Linked DNA regions of Homo sapiens: region 2 is linked to region 1. A link is a loop called in an ENCODE intact Hi-C map of the cell type or tissue named here. Cell type or tissue: GM12878. All regions are shown on one strand. Links, peaks and the distances in the headings refer to the core of each region. The heading gives the core; the rest is flanking DNA. Region 1 overlaps FMNL2 (formin like 2). Region 2 overlaps FMNL2 (formin like 2).

The links. Hi-C counts contacts between places; a loop is a spot of excess contacts. Peaks named below come from ENCODE experiments on the same cell type or tissue, not always from the same donor. Only the 100,000 strongest peaks of a DNase experiment are listed, where the experiment ranks them.
Region 2: a loop joins it to region 1, with 2.1 times the contacts of the local background. A loop is called at or near these places in 3 of 110 quality-filtered maps.

Annotation. Positions count from the first base shown.
Region 1 is chr2:152,492,626-152,500,963 of GRCh38, reverse strand. The region is part of intron 1 of FMNL2 (formin like 2); the gene reads right to left. Among named protein-coding and RNA genes, the nearest start is that of FMNL2, 160 kb to the right of the region's middle. In GM12878, for the core only: no CTCF peak of the experiment used is centred there; a DNase peak (open chromatin) is centred at 3,189; H3K4me3 peaks cover 683 bases; H3K27ac peaks cover 884 bases.
Region 2 is chr2:152,403,686-152,412,023 of GRCh38, reverse strand. The region is part of intron 1 of FMNL2 (formin like 2); the gene reads right to left. Among named protein-coding and RNA genes, the nearest start is that of FMNL2, 73 kb to the right of the region's middle. RefSeq lists an enhancer at 6,455-6,749. In GM12878, for the core only: a CTCF peak has its summit at 4,730; DNase peaks (open chromatin) are centred at 4,593, 5,463 and 5,538; H3K4me3 peaks cover 1,487 bases; H3K27ac peaks cover 2,375 bases.

The DNA of each region.
Region 1 (8,338 bases), core at 36-8,035:
GGACTTAACTCACAGGCTTGCCAAGGTTCCACCACTCCCTTTTGTGTCAAATCCAGGCAGATTTTACAAATTTAAGAGACCTAACTGACTCCTGTAGACATCCGAGTTTTGATGCCTGGTTTTTTTGTTTGTTTTACCCAGGCTGGAGTGAAGTGGTGTGATCTCGGCTCACTGCAACCTCTGCCTCGCTGGGGTTCAAGTGATTCCCCTGCCTCAGTCTCCCGAGTAGCTAGAATTACAGGCACCCGCCACCACACCCAGCTAATTTTTGTATTTTTAGTAGAAACAGGGTTTCGCCATGTTGGCCAGGCTGGTCTAGAACTCCTGACCTCAGGTGATCCACCGACCTCGACCTCCAAGTGCTAGGATTACAGGCGTGAGCCATCGCACCCGGCTTGATGCTCATTTTAAGGCATTGTTAGGATACTGGGATATGGTAGAGGGTAGGGGATCTATTTGCTGCGGTTGACAGCTGTTGATTCTTTAGCTGAACGAATCTCAGGTGCTTCTAAGAAAAACGTTCTGAGCCGGTAGATGGCAGAGTTTTAATTAATCAGGTGCTGGGGGGCTAAGCAGAGAGGAGGAGGAGATAGAACACGACATTTTTCCCACCAATAAATTTTGCCTGGGATCAGTCCTGTTTTTCTTTCTGATGAATGTTGTGAAATGAACATCAGACTGATTTCTTAATCTAAGTGTATTTCAGAGGATGATTTAGTTCTCACCCTCCTGCTCTCTTGGTGGGGCAGAAATATCCAATGATTCTTACTGTGATTTGTCAATTTTCCCCTGGGTGTTGCCTATAACAACATGTTCTCTTCACAGATTCCCCCACCCAAGTTGTTCTGCTCTGAAGTCAGCACTAATTCACTGTTCTGCTTTCATTAACATCTGCGGGTGAGCTCTAATAAAGTAAACCCAGCATTGCTTCAGGGGTCAATGCTCTATCTCCAGACTGCAAAAGAGAAAGCAGACAGACTTCCTCCAGGCTAGAGGAAAAAGAGAAAGAAACTCAGAAGAATTATTTAGTGCATCCAGAGTCGGGTTTTAGCCAACACAGTACAACTTATTTCTCCATGAACCAGTATTAGGAAAACCAAAAGCACCAGATCATCAAAATCACAAAAACAAGAACTCAGTGTACTGCTAATATGTGCATAAATGAATGTATTTATATGGATCATACTTATTCTAGGCTTGTGCCACAGAATAGAATTTTGTTAGAATCCCAAGTCTGGAAGGCTGATGGTTGAGCCTGCCAACCATCTGCCAGCAGAAACCTATTCACACACAAGCTTTCTCATATAGCTTGGAACCGATTCAGTCCTAAAAGACACCTACCTTGAAAAAAGCCTACACTAAGCCTTGAGTGACCTATCACAAAGTTGGGAAATCGTTTCACGAATCAGGCCCTTTTTTTCACTTCTGTCTAGTCATTTCTTTGATTTAGATTTTAGGTGGCCTTGAATAACTAATAGTCATGAGTACAAGACCTTCCAGAGCTATGTTATATGAAATCCCCAACAGCAGCAATCACAACAACCCAAACACTCAGCTTCCTCCAAAAGCAACCAGCAAGAGGCCTGCAGAGAGAGGGAAGCCAGGCCTCAAGGCTGGAACTCTCAGGACTTTTGACCATCATCAGGAACATCACATCCAGGCAAATTCTGATTCATTCATTCCTTTGTGCCTTTCCTTTTTCTGAAGCCTCAACAGCTTTTTAGCTGTGAAGTTGGATGAGCTTAAAAGGAGGTTCGAAATATTGATCCTCTAGAATCTGCCTTCTCATCAACACTTTTCCACTGGGACTTTGACTCCCCAATCAGGCTTCACAGAAAACATAGCTGACCAAGCTCCCGGAGAAGAAAAGCTCTTTACTAACACTTGGTTCTTCTACGTTAAAATGCCATTGACCCCTCCCATCCTACTCAAGTTATAATTAACTAAGGGCCCCTTTGCCCTTCACGGTTATTGCCTTACAGAAAGATACATGAACCACATAGGCCCTTTATGTTTACAAAGATGCCAAATTCCTTCACTAATTAAGTTGAAGGGGGACTAATTCTGCCTCTTTCTGAAGTAGGAACCATTTGCCATGTTTTCAATAATGCACATGAATGGTGAGGTCTCTGAACATTCAGGTAAGTACATTTGTTTGTCTTCAGTTTTATTTTCCTTGATGATCTCCCAAATCTCAGTATTCTCAAGGTTTTAAAGAAAAAGGGTGGTGGTAGAGAGATTCCTGATATAAGACAGCAACAATATATGTTACACAAAAACATTATCGTCAGTAAAATCTGCCAGAAGATCGAAATGCAGAGCTGAAAGAACAATGTGACAATATTATATGTTGTGACAACATAGAAGTAATACGACTTAAACAAATAGAAGAAGGAAGAGTAAAACTGGAAATTTGACTGAGTTCATGGATTGGTGTACAGGAAATAGGTAAGGGTTCAAGAATATCCTTAAAAACTGACAACCCAGATAATATAAAGTTAAATAAGAAACCTGTGGCTGTGGGCATTTTTTTAAAAAAAATGGTAAAATACAAACATAACACTAGAACAGAAATTCAAACCCTAACTGCCAAAATTAGTATTTTTAATAAATTGAACAAAAACTCTACATCTCATGGAGAAAAAGCATAGACAATATAACAATACTTTTTCAAATTTTTGCACTTGGAGGCTATCTTGCAATTCTACCTATAGTATGCTACATGGTAAAAGGTGAATTTTAAGATAGCCTCCAAGATTCCTGCTTTCTGGGGCACATGTCATATATTATCATCTCCTCCTAACTGTAGATAGGTTATGAGTATGACATGACTTCACTCCCATGATTAGGTTACATTATATGGCAAAGGTGAAAGGGGATTATCCTGGGTGGGTCTGACCTTAAGAAGTATACCCTTTAAAGATAGTCTAGGGCTAGAGAAAATATTAGAAAAATCCAAAGCAGCAGAGCCACTACTAAGAGACAAACCAGGGAGAGGTCATGTGGGCAGCTTCTTGGAGATAAGGGCTTCAGTGCAACCACCGCAAGCAATGGAATTCTGCCAACAACCAGTTAGCTTGGAAAAGGACTCCCAAGCCTCAGATGATATCGAAACCCTGGCCAACACCTGAATTTCAGCCTGGTGAGTCTGAGCAGAAAAGCAGAAAACCCGACTAACCCATGTCCAAACTCCTGACCCACAGAAACTATGAGCTAATACATTTGTGTTGTTTTAAGCCACTAAGTTTGTGGCAATTTTTGTGCAACAACAAAAAATACCACCTTTCAAGTATAAAAAAAGGAAATAAGAAAATACAGTATGCATCTGCTGATGTGTGTAAAAAATATATATACAGGAAGGATAAACCAAGAAGTAATGAGATTATCTACAGAAAGAGGACAGGAATGAGTCAGAAAGAATGAGGAAGAAATGACACCTTCTGAGCATACTTTTCATGTATTTATAAGTCTTAGAACTGTGACAATATTTGACATCACCTAAAAATAAATAAAACCAACATGATTTTAATCAAAATGAAATAAGAGAACCTAATGTATTACAAATGAACAAAAGCACAAAGTAGGTAGAGAAGAACCTAAATAACTTTAGAAAACAGTACTCTATTCTAACACTAAAAACAAAAAAAAATGCACACAAATGTTACATTCTAGTTAGCAAATTTCTCGTGGGGTATGTGTTAGCATTCTGAAAACTACTATGTGTGTAGCTTAGAATTGCACAAATAAGTAAACACATTGTGGATAATGACAACCAGGTTTCTCACATTCAGATAAAAGAGTTACATATAAGGGGGAAAGTGAGAATGAACCCTAAGGTTTTTAATATATAGATACAAACGTGTGCATATGTATATGTATACACATATACTTCCTAGCTCTATCTGTTGAGAACGGCTAGAAGTACTGACATCTTAGGAACAATAAGCACATCTAGCACCAAATTTTGGTTTCTATATACCTTTCTCTAATAAGGCGAACTAGAGCTTCTTAGAAAAATGACTGATTCCAGGGCTGGAGCAGGAAAAGAAAAAAAAAAATCCAAGATAAGCTTGGAACATCTTATGGTACCAAAAGTAAGAAATTGGTCCAAAAATTGGAACATGTCAAAAGAACATTACAAGCCAAATTTAAGGACCTCACAATAGCCAAATCTGGAACAATTTGAGCAATATAATAAATAATCATAGGAAGAGATTGTAACCCATAACCAAATATCCATGAATCCATACAGATATAAATAACTGAATAAATAATAAGAGGAGAAGGAATAGCTCACCCTCACAGAATTCTAACTCATATGACGGGATGACAGAAATTTAAAAATCACTATTTGGCAAACACCACAGTGATAATTGATGCAGCCAGGAAATCAACAAACGCTAAAATTAATTAGCAAATGTAGGATGTGAAACAAGATATTTGCAGAGTTGCAAAGTATCTCCCCACAAGACACTAATTACAAAGAGAAAAATCATAGCTTTACTGTGGAGACATCTGGCAGGCCCCACCTTAACCAAGTGATCAAGTTAGCAAAGTAACGAGACATGCAGATACCATGGGCATGTGATGATAATGCACTAATATGTACACAAGATCACTTCCACGATATTCTTGCCAAAAATGCCCAGCCTGAATCAAAGTCTATGAAATAACTGGTCAGTAATCCCCAAAATTATCAAAATCATAAAGAACAAAGACAGACTGACTGTTCCAAATTAGAAGAAACTGGAGAGACATAACAACTAAATGCAATGTAGGAACCGGCCCTAGATCCCGGACCCAGAAAAGGGCATCAGCAGGACAATGATTAATAGTATTGTGTCCCTGTTAATTTCCTAGTTTTGATCATCACACTATGATTATGTGAGACATTATTTGGGGAAAGTAAGAAAGATTATATAGCAACTAGTACTCCTTGTACTAGTTTGCAACTTTTTTTAAGTCTGAAATTCTTTTAAAATTAATCTTGCCACCTATAAGGTATGGGCTGATAGAAGATACACAAGCTTAATGCTGGGGTAAACATGGGGAATTACTATTGCCAACCTAATAGTGAAATGACTAGGGTAAGAAAGAAGCTAAGAAATACTAACGTAGAATCAGAACAGCTATCCACGTCATTCTCTAGTTCTTAACACTAAACAAGGCATCCTAGTTGATTGGCATTTCGTATATGCTTCCTGGAGGCAGGCAGGCAGGTAGGGAAGTGTGTGTGTATGTGTATCCTGTCCTCTCAACTAGGAGGTGTAAAAGCTTTTAGGGCATGAAAAAAATCTTTTTTTTTTTTTTGGTGAGACGGAGTCTCACTCTGTCACCTAGGCTGGTGTGCAATGGCACGATCTCGGCTCATTGCAACCTCTGCCTCCCAGGGTTCAACGGATTTTCGTGCCTCAGCCTCCCAAGTAGCTGGGATTATAGTAATGTGCCACCACACCCAGCTAATTTTTATATTTTTATTACAGACGGTGTTTTGCCATGTTGGCCAGGCTGGTTTCGAACTCCTGACCTCAAGTGATCCGCCCATCTCAACCTCCCAAAGTGCTGGGATTACAGGCATGAGTCACCACACTTGGCCCAGCATGAACATCTTAATCTATCTTTACATTCTATCTGATAATATGATCTACGTAGAATAGGAACACAACAAAACTTACTGATAATATGTACTTAATACTTCAAAGAAAGTACCTGAAATAACAGAACTCCAAGAATTCTTGTAGCTCCTGAATTCCTTAGTGTTATTCCTGTTAGTATATTTCCAGTAAATTTTTTTCCTAAAAGACCATTGAACTGCCATTTACATATTCAGGCTTTGTAATATATAGAATAATAGGAGTAGTAAGCAAGCATCATAGACAAATCGGGTGTTCCAACGCTGCGTTTCCAGGTGTTATGTGTATTCCCCAACGCAAAGTTTTTCCTTCTGTTAATTAAACTGAGCTATAACAAAAGAGTTGACTGTGTGTGTTGCAAGTGTTAGTAGTTCTATTTTCTACTCTACTTGTCCTCTGCATAACAGGGCCTGGCACATAATAGGTGCACAGTAAGTATCTGTCAAATGAATAAAATCCACATGGTCCTCCTGATGATAAGATTTCAGAGCCAAGAGTCAAAAAGCGTACCAGGTCACTTCTTCTAAACAGGCTGATAACCCAGGGCTTTCTCTGACAATAGTCAAGGCACATGAGAAAGGACCACTACATCTAACTTTTTATTTTGAGGCATATTTCAAGAGTAATCTAAAATTATCATGCAATTGTTAGGATAAAAACCAATTCACCACGATGATTTTTAACATCCTTCAAACAACTGTTAATTAAACCAAAACGACAATTCTCAAATCAAATGAATATCCTTTCTCTCTGGAAGGAGAGAAACTCGTAGCAGTTTATGAAATTTTAATTTGATACCCGTATTTTTCAGACCAAACTTAAAAACAATCAAGACAGGAAAAACACAATCACATATCAGCTCTGAAAACACTGCAGCATTATTATTGTGGTGGTAGTTTCCCTACTAATTTTGCTCTTTGTGTAGTTTATAATCCTTCTTTTACAATGAGACTCCTTCTGAATTTGACTGCCTTTTGTCAGCTCTGTCCCAAGTTACTGAAAAGATATGTGTTATTTTGGGTCAGATGCTGAGGTTGAAACACTAAATACAATAACAGAGGTCAAATGCCTTCTACAACTTTAGTCCAACAAAACACTCTCCATACAAAAGGAAAAGCTCACAGCTTCCTGAAGATAGTCTCCCTTCCTCTGGCCTCACAGTTGGGTGACCCTCGTTTATCATACCGTCTTCCAGAGGAACTGCCCCACTCTGCCCTAACCAGCACTGCAGACATTCCTGGGGTGGATGGTTAAAGGGATTCACCAGGGGATGCTGCTGGCTTTATTTTCTTCCAAACTGTATTTGCTTTTGTTTTTAATCCAGCCTGTGTACACACCAAGCAAATAAGATATGTAAGCCAAATGCTTTGTTAATATCTGAAATGAGCTTTCATGGTTTTAAAAGCAAAATTACAGGGTCCTAAACACTGGCTATCCTACAAACCCAAATTAAAGGTGACTATTTGTCTTAGTCCATTTGTGTTGCTATAAAGGGATACCCAAGGCTGCGTAATTTCTAAAGAAAAGGTTTATTTGGCTCATGGTTCTCTGGGCTGTACACAAAGCATTGTGCCAGCATCTGCTCCTGGTGAGAGCCTCAGGCTGCTTCCACTTATGGCAGAAGGGGAAGAGGAACTGCTGTGTGCAGAGATCACGTGGCAACAGAGGTGCCAGGCTCTTTTAACAAACATATTTTGCATGAACTAATAGGGCTAGAACTCACTCATTACCACCAGTGATAACACCAGGAAGACTCATTAGGACACCAAGCCATTCATGAAGGATCCACCCCCATCACCCAAATCACCTCCCACTAGGCTCCACCTCCCAACATTGGGGATCACATTTCAACATGAGGTTTAGAGGGTTAAATATCCAAACTACAACACCGCTCATATTAACAGCACCTTGATTTGTGCCCTTCCATAGTACCACATTCTTCTATAAAGTTAGGACATTTGAGATTTGAATGAATCAGTATCTTTCCTTTTCAGAATTCTGAGGTTCATTTTGTTAACAGGAAAAAAGAAATTACACTGGAAGCCTACCTATCAAATGCTGAATCTAAAATGAGGAGAAGTTTGATGAGAAAACAATTTGAACTCTCAAATTCCTCTACCTCGAGAACATTTTCCATAATTGCATAAGAATCTCTTGCTTCTTTAAATTCCAATAGCTCTTATAGGCTGCCCCATACCACCTAGAACTTATTCTTACAGTGCCAATTTGAATCATTCATTGCTTTATGATGTACCCCTTGGGATTTCACTTGCTAACTAAATTATACATTCTTTAAGGCTAGGAAGTAGGAGTCTACTATTTCTATCCACAATTATGGTTGGCTTCATGTTGGGCAGTGTTAGGTACTTCCTTGTTGACGGTTTCCATGAAAAACACTACAAAGGTAATGAAATAACCTTACATAACAAGGTGACATAGAAGAAAAAAAAAGTAATAATATATCGGCTATTTTCTTTTTATCACCAACACATAAACACTGCCTCTTTGTTAAAACAAATTTCACTTAGGGAGTTCAATAAAGCAAAGTAGAGGAACGATAACCGATCTGCTTAGTTCCTGAGAAAAATTTAGTGTCAAAAGAAACAAGGGGTGATTAAACAAAACAAAATACTGAAACACCAGATCTTTTAAAATGCTAGTTTTTTTGTTTGAATCAAAACTAATTAATTCAAAACAAACATGGA
Region 2 (8,338 bases), core at 147-8,146, 89 kb after region 1:
GTTTGGCTTCCAAATGACACTTGGGATGCTTTTATGATCTCAGCTATGGGAATACCACAATGGGGTCACACCTCCCTGGATCACAAAAGCTACACAGTAGGGCTAACACACAGCCCCACCCACTTAAATGTTCATCAGAGAATTAGCTATAACCTCAAAGGAAAGCTGAATGTCCAAAGGGTACCAAGGTTACCTCATGGCACCCAATAAAAGGGTACCATGTGCTCAGCTCCCAGAAGTCTGGCCACATGGGAATCATTCAAGTAAAATACACTGTTCAGAGTGCTAGGAATTTGCTAAGATTTAATGGGAGTGAAATGGAAGCGGTGCTAGAGACAGTGACAACACCTGGCCCTAGCTAATAGAATGAACAAATGATCAGGACTTTTCCCCAATATTTAAGGTGAGCTGTAATCCTACTTACAGTGATGGGCAAAAATAACTGGCTGGCTCTTGAGTTAGCCCAAAGTGGGTTAACTTTCTCTTAGGAAGGAGATGGGAGGAGTGGATTTTAGGACCAACTTCATACACCACTTCTCACTCCAGGAGAGTACTGCCAATGAAATGCATGGATAATATAAGCAAAGATGGCCTATGGGCAGATTCCTAAGGGAAGTGGTATATTTCCTGTCTTGAGCAAGCACCTACTTCTCTTTTTTCAGCATTCTTCCTCCCACTGGTGGTATGTAGAATACACACCACTTCACTGACACACACACCCCCAAATACACAACCAATTATGCCTGCTGTTTGTTAGGGCTTTTATTAGGGAGTATAATTTACCTTCCCTTCCCAGAATTTCTCTTCAACTCTTATCAAAAATCTTATCTGCTTCTGTCAAATTCTCTCAGGACAGCATATTTAGCTGACTATCCCTTAGGAAAGGAAGTGAAAACTAACCAATGGCTTCATATGTTTTTTCTAATAGGAAATATTTTGCTGGGGGGCAAAGAAGGAGGGAAAGGAGGATGTTTCTTTTAAAGAGTATTGCTCTAATTAATTCAGAGACCAGGTGGCTTGCTCTTCTTTAACTAGAAGTAATTAAGAGCTATCAGTACACTTAGTGATTCTGTAGCAAGCACAGAGGGGAAATAATTTGGGGCAAAGGGAACTAGCAGGGCTCTCCTCCCACAACGACCCCTCTAGGAAGTCAGCAAGCTACCGTAAGGCCACTCTGCTCACAACATTTATACTTCTCTCCCAAGGGGGGGTCTCATTTCAATCAAGCAAATCCTTCATGGGGATAGGATTCACTTTTTTACCCAGAAGAATAAGTTTATGTTAAGGGAATAAAAAGGTTCAAGCATTCACCATGAGTCCGAAAAGCCAAGCACAGACAGACCTTGGTGGGGTGGGGGTGAAGGGATGGTGGTCCACCAGGCGTGAGCCCCTTGACTGGCCCACTATTGAAGTCACAGTACCAAATTCAAGATTTAGCTAGCATTCCTCCTGAGTCAGTGAGAAATTGGATCAGTTACATGTTGCTCAGCCAGGTCTGAGAATCCTGGGGCCTTGGCACAATAGCTTTCAAAATACTACATTGACTCAGCAAGAACTCTGACCATGAACAGACTTCCTCTCCTGGTTCTAAAAGTCTGATCTGGAGAAATCAGAATAAATGTAGTCCTTCCCAGAGAAGGTCTTGTCAATCAATGACTATCACTGTACTACTGCAGTGAGACGCCAATCATTTCACTGGCTAAATGAGAAGACAATGTGATGGTGTGATGTGTGAATTTGAGCTCCACTGGGAGTAGGTACTGGTCTGCTGCTAGAGTCAACACCTGTACATGTGACCAAAGCATGGCACAAAGGCACTGTGTTCACAACCTGTGCTCCATATCGACAGCAAGCACTTGGATTGACAGCTGTTTTCTGAAGGCTGAAAGATGAAATCAACACTGATGAAAGACTATTGGCTGTTCTCTAGGAAGAAGAGTCCATAAACATGACCGAGACAGAACTGTATTGTTCATTCCTGCCACCCCCGTTGCTTCTTTTCCAAAACTGTCACTTAAAAACCATCTTTTTCCTACTCGTTTTGTCTCGAGTTCACACACCTAGACTATTACTAAGCTATTATTGTTTCTGCCTCTAAAATATATCTTTGGGTCAATTTTTCTTTATTTTGATAACCCTGACTACATCCACCAGGTGCAGTATTGCATCATGGTTACAAATCCCAGCTTTGCCCCTAAGCAATATGACCCTGGGAAAATTATCTACTACTCCCAGCTACCATCTGAAAATGGTGACTGTAAGGATTAAATGGGGGAAAAACACATACAAAGTTCTCCATAAAGTATCAATGCCATCATCAGCTTCATCGTTAATCAGGGTCCGATTACTGCATAACTACTACTATGCCATGTCCTCTGTACCCAGAGTCACCATTAGCAGTCATGTTGGTGGCAACTCCATTTGATGTAACTCTCAACTATATCCCATATCAAATGGGAAACTTATCCACAAGACTGTGAAACTTCACCATGCCTTCTCCATGACCTCACTCACACTCCTTTCCTTAACTTCCCCCAGTCAGGGAAACTAACTCTCTGCTCCTGACCTCCTTTTTAAACTTCTGAAAAAAGCAGCAGGGGAGGGGCTCTCAAACTAGTTTTACCCACAGCAGAGACCATGATTTTATTACCTTTCTCCATATCCTCACCAAAAAAAACCATTGCTTATATAAAGAATTAATAAGTGGCGTCTTATCATCTTTATACTGAAGGCATTTTTGCCAGCTGCCATTTTTCTAATCCCTCACAGCAATTGAGAATTTTTTTTAAGCCTTGAATGTGGCAGTCGGATTTGAGCTAATCATTTGGAATTATACTGTCTTTATTTCTTTGGAGCATCTTTGAAGTATCTTGTTATATAAATGAAATATGGGGTGAGGAAGGAAAGGATGCACCTACGAACACTGCTTCGAAGGTTCTTGACTCATAACTTTAAAAGCCTGAGAAGAAATTTATGAAGCCAATTGCAAACCCTTCTTCCCTCTTAACCAGGAAACTTCTAGTTCTTTGTTGTTTTAAAGTATCTGCTAAGGATTGACTTTAGAAATCAATGCACTGCACAGCAAGCATTTCACCCATCCTGACAGAACTACAGATGGTCCCTGACTTACAATTTTCCAATTTTACAATGGTGCAAAAGCGATATATATTCAGTAGAAACCATAATTCCAGTACCCATACGACCATTCTGTTTTTTCAATTTCAGTACAGTATTCAATAAATTACATGAGATATTCAACACTTTATTATAATAGGCTTTGTGTTAGATGGTTTTGCCAACTATAGGCTAATGTCAGTGTTCTCAGCATGTTTAAGGTAGTCTAGGCTAGGATGTTTCATAGGGTAGCTATATTAAATGCATTTTTGACTTACAATATTGTCAATATTTTCAACTTACAATGGGTTTATCAGGGCAAAAAAAAACCCGTAAGTCTAGGAGCATCTGTATTTCAAGGAGAAACAAAATCTCACACACAATTCCTAAATTTCATTTAATCTCTGCTATAGCTTGGGAAAAACAGACAAGAGGGAAGAAAATGCTAAGCCAGCAGTTTGCCAGCAAATATGAAGCCCCAGATACTGTAATTTCAATTCTCACTCCCTGGAAGCTTTAAATGCATAAATGTTTTATAAACCAATTGACAAAGCTTACTCACTTGTCCTAAGAAACATAATACGACAAAGACACAGAAGAGAACATTAGGGCTACGATAAAGATACAAGGTAGAATTCATTGTGTTTAAAAGTGTTTTTTTTAAAAAAGTTCTTTGAAGATAAAAAGACCTAAGTGCTACATATGATTACTTATCACAACTACTCAATATCTATTATCCTACAGGCAGAATCCAAGGCTCTGTGTTAAGTAACTTTCAAATATGTACCTTATTCTGAGCTGGGAACAACACTAATCCACCTACCAGAGAAACTCTCCAACCCTGTTCTCTGCCACCTTCCAGCCCCCATATGTCACTCAGAAGGCAGAGTGACTTTTCCAACCCAAGTTACTTAAGCTAATTCTCGTCTTTCACAAACAGATCCTTCAGCAGCCCCCAGCCTACCTGCACAAAATGCTGGATACCTTGGAAGAGCTACAGGAACTGTTTCTTTCAGCTACTGAGTACCTACTGTGTGCCAGGTACTGCAGTGGTGATTGTTTTTTATTAGACACCACTATGATTAATTTGCTCAGCCTAGAAAATCCATTTCTCCCTGGAAGATGAAGAAAAGGGAAGACAAAGAGGTTTGCTTCTAATTAAGACGAAACCAACAAACAAGCCTGACCCAGGCCATGAAATTGTACTCTCATTGGTTTATGAACACCAGAAAGAGGGCTTGGTACAGCAGCAGCCAGAGCCAACAGACTCAATGGGGCAGATAAAAATTCAAAATTCAGCCAAAATGCTGAAAAGAGAAGAAACATAGGTTCCTCTTCGTTTAATGCACGAGCCACTCTGGCTACTAGGCCACAACTGAGCAGACAAAAAGATTTGGGGACTTTTCCAGTGAACCGAGAAATGTGAGCAGGAGGGGCAGGCATGAAGAGCTCCACCCACACCCCTGAAGGGAGGCGCTGTCAGGAGTCGGCAGAAAGGCAGACACTGACACACCGCATCGCCCAGGGCTGGAAGGGTTTCTCCCAAACGACTGTAAAAAAAGAAATGAAAAGGGAAACAAATAGCATCTGCTAATAGTAACTCCTCATATTCCATTGATGTTATGTTCACCCTATTACTAGAACTCCCTGAGGGTGGCAGGCATTTAGAGGAAATGACATTCTGAAGCTTCAGGGGGAAAGAAAAAAAAAACAAAAACAGAAAGTGAAAAATATTTTAGAGTTCTTTAAGATGTTAATTTAACATCAACATAAGTATAATGACAAACACTCATTAATTACCTTAAGCACTGTGCAAAGAGTTTTCAGATGCTCGGTTTCTAATCGTCCCAGCAACCCAGTATGGAAAATAATATTTTCCTGACTTTTTCAGGTGGGAAAACTGATGCTTAGAGAAGTTAATCTTTCCTCTCAAGATTACAAAGTGACAGAGCCAGGATGAAGTCTGGGTGACTCAGGAAGCTTTTTTCTTCTTTTCCAGTTCATCACATTCAATACCTTTAAATCATTTATAAAAATGTTTCAGTTATAGTCCTATGCCAGGCACCAGGAAGTAATGTGAGAAAATGAAAACAATAAACTTTTCTAAATCAGTAAGAACAAAATGTAAATGAAACGTCTTAGACTTAAAGTGGAACAGTACGTGGTGCCTGGAAGGTCATATGGTTAAATTCTAAATTTAACCATTCTCTCAGACTAAATTTGCTCATCTGTAAAATGGAGGTGATAATATCAAAAGCAATGACTCAACTCAGATAAAAGGTACACTTCCACACAAACATCATTTGTCAAAAATTATGCTACCATCATAACAATTCAAATCTAGGAGGAGAAAGTGTGGGCTGTAGAAGGAATTGAGACTACCATCTTGATGGAGCTATCAAATATCTTCAATCACATCATTTAAGTCACTCAAAAGGGGAAGAAGCCCATAACAAAATAATGGGCCTTAGCTCCCACACACCAGTCTCTTTCCTCCTCTTCCTCTGATTCTTTTCTCTACTGTTAACACCAATTGTAACCTAACAGAGTGCTAATGTCTGCTCAAGTTCAAGCTTACACTATAGCTCTCTCTCCCCACTCAAAATGCTACTGAACACAGTAGATAACTATCTCAGTTCCCTCTTTGACAAGAAAAACAACATGAATGTAAATTACATGGAACCCATATTCTATAATACTGGAATTAAAGAATAAGGATTTAACCACATTGCAGACATTCTCTACTACTGAAGGAAAAAAATGTGCAGCATACACTTATAGACATAGGGAATCATAACATTTCAGAGCCTGAAACAACAAATGAAACTAATCTAATCCAGCCTCCTTTTGTAGTCACAAGAGATATATATACCTTGCCCAAAATCTGTCTTAAGGCTAAATTATGACAGAATGTCCTGAAAATCAGAAGAATTCTTACTCTTCTACATCCCCCTAGCTTCTGAATAACAACTCAATGTATATCATGTATTCTTAAAGACTTTACTATGTTATAATATATGTAGTTTTAAATATCCACCCATATCAATATCATTCTGCATAGATAGAACTTCCAATAAGGCAGCCAAGTGAACTGTTCAAAAACCTACTGCAAACCATAAAAATCAAAGACCCAGAACCAGGAATCAGGAGACCCAGGTACTAATTAGTCCTGATTATCACTGACCAGTTTCTAGATCTCAAGTCACTTTACTTCAACTTGGCCTTTGTTTCTAAAACCATAAAGAGGAGTTGGACCAGTTGGTCTCTAGGGTCCTTTCCAACACCTAAAGCTCCCTAATTCTCAACCACCTGGCACGCAAGGTAGACACAGGAAAACCAACACTTTCATTACAAAAAGTCACAAGGAAAAAAAATCACAAGACATCACAAGAGCTTTAAGGAAAACTGTGTTGAAGCTATGCTTGCTTTGGGGTTTTTCCAGAGGTAAGCACTGTGTTTTCCAAAGGCAAACAGTTCCCTTTCTCCAGAACAAGGACAGGATGTTGGGGACATGAGTCATTCTGTTGACATTCTAGGTACTGGTCAGTTGGAGGACAGGAACCACATCAGCTTCCTAGAGAGCACAGAAGAAAAATCTGCTCCAAAAAAGACCAGAAAGGAAGATGCGTTGAATGTCAGAAGGACCTTTGCTTCCCAAACCTTTCCAATCCAGCCTTCTAGTTAATGATAATGCCCAGCTCATTATAGCCAAAGGAGTAAAAACTTATTTCTAGAACCCCAGCGTCCATACAAGCAGCTAGATGCCAGGGATAAAACAGCCTCCCAATACTAGTAAGACCACCAACAATTTACAGCCTCAACTTCTGTTCCCAAGCATGTATCCTTTCTTTCTCAACATGTCAGAATACGGATGTGCCTTTACCAACCATTCTTTCCGGAGACAGGAATTAACAAAGACTGGTAAGAACCCCCGTCAGTTTTTCAAACTGGAGGAAGGTGATGCAGTACTCAGGGCCTGTTGTAGGGAGGCTCTGCTTATCTTAAGACAAAAATCAACTTGTAGATAGACATCAACACACAATGTTCTCCATCTCATGTTATTTCAACATGGGAGAAAATGCCACATGTGACCAGCTCATCCTCCTCTTCTCAAAAAAATTTTATACATATAATTTATTCCACACCCACTCTAGGATGGTAGCTAACGGCACCCACTGGACTGAATGATGCAAATAAGGATCCGTTCTGCCTTTGTTGTGTTTAATGCTGCTGCCACTGCCACCGCCACCACCACCAATTTTTGATTAGGACTCTGCTGGAGAACTCTGCAGAAAAATTAATCTAAACATAATCCTTCTGAATCCCTTACCTACATCAGAATTCCAGGTCACTCCAAATATGCATTCACTCACTCAGCCATCATTGGCAATCAGATGACACAAACACCCCATTACGAGTAATTCTGAGGGCTCAAGTTGTAGGAAGAAACAGAAAATGACATTATCCCCAAAGATGATATATATTTCATTATTTTTTCTATTTAAATTCAGCTTGGTGTCCCCTTTCTCTGTTAAGTGCCTGTGAACCACTGCAATGCTATGGGATGTGAGGAGATACAAGATAACCAAAAAACAAAATGTTTATGTAGGAAAGGAAAAGCTTGTCCATTGATACGTATTTAACTGAACAAACCGATGATACACAGTAGTAACAGTTACATTCATTGAAGATGCATTAATTCATTCAATAAACATGTTCTGGGGCTGCAGAAAGACCCAGAGATGGAAGTCTGAAGATGTGCTTCAATGTCCAAAAAAAAGGCGGGGGGTATGGATTGATAACCAATGTGTGAAGTCCTTTTACATTTATTTATTTATTTATTGAGACGGAGTCTCGCTCTGTCACCAGGCTGCAGTGCAGTGGCGTGATCTCGGCTCACTGCAACCTCTGCCTCCTGGGTTCAAGCAATTCTCCTGCCTCAGCCTCCCAAGAAGCTGGGACTACAGGGGCTCACCACCATGTCCAACTAATTTTTGCATTTTTAGTAGAGAGGGGGTTTCACCATGTTGGCCAGGTTGGTCTCAATCTCTTGGCCTCATGATCTACCCACCTTGGCATCCCAAAGTGCTGGGATTACAGGCGTGAGCCACTGTGCCCGGCCCTACATTTATTTCTTATAATTCTGTTAGCTAAAGATCATTTTAGAGACAACAGGGTCACAAAGGTGACGTGAATTGGGCAGCAGAGCTGAGACCAAAACCTT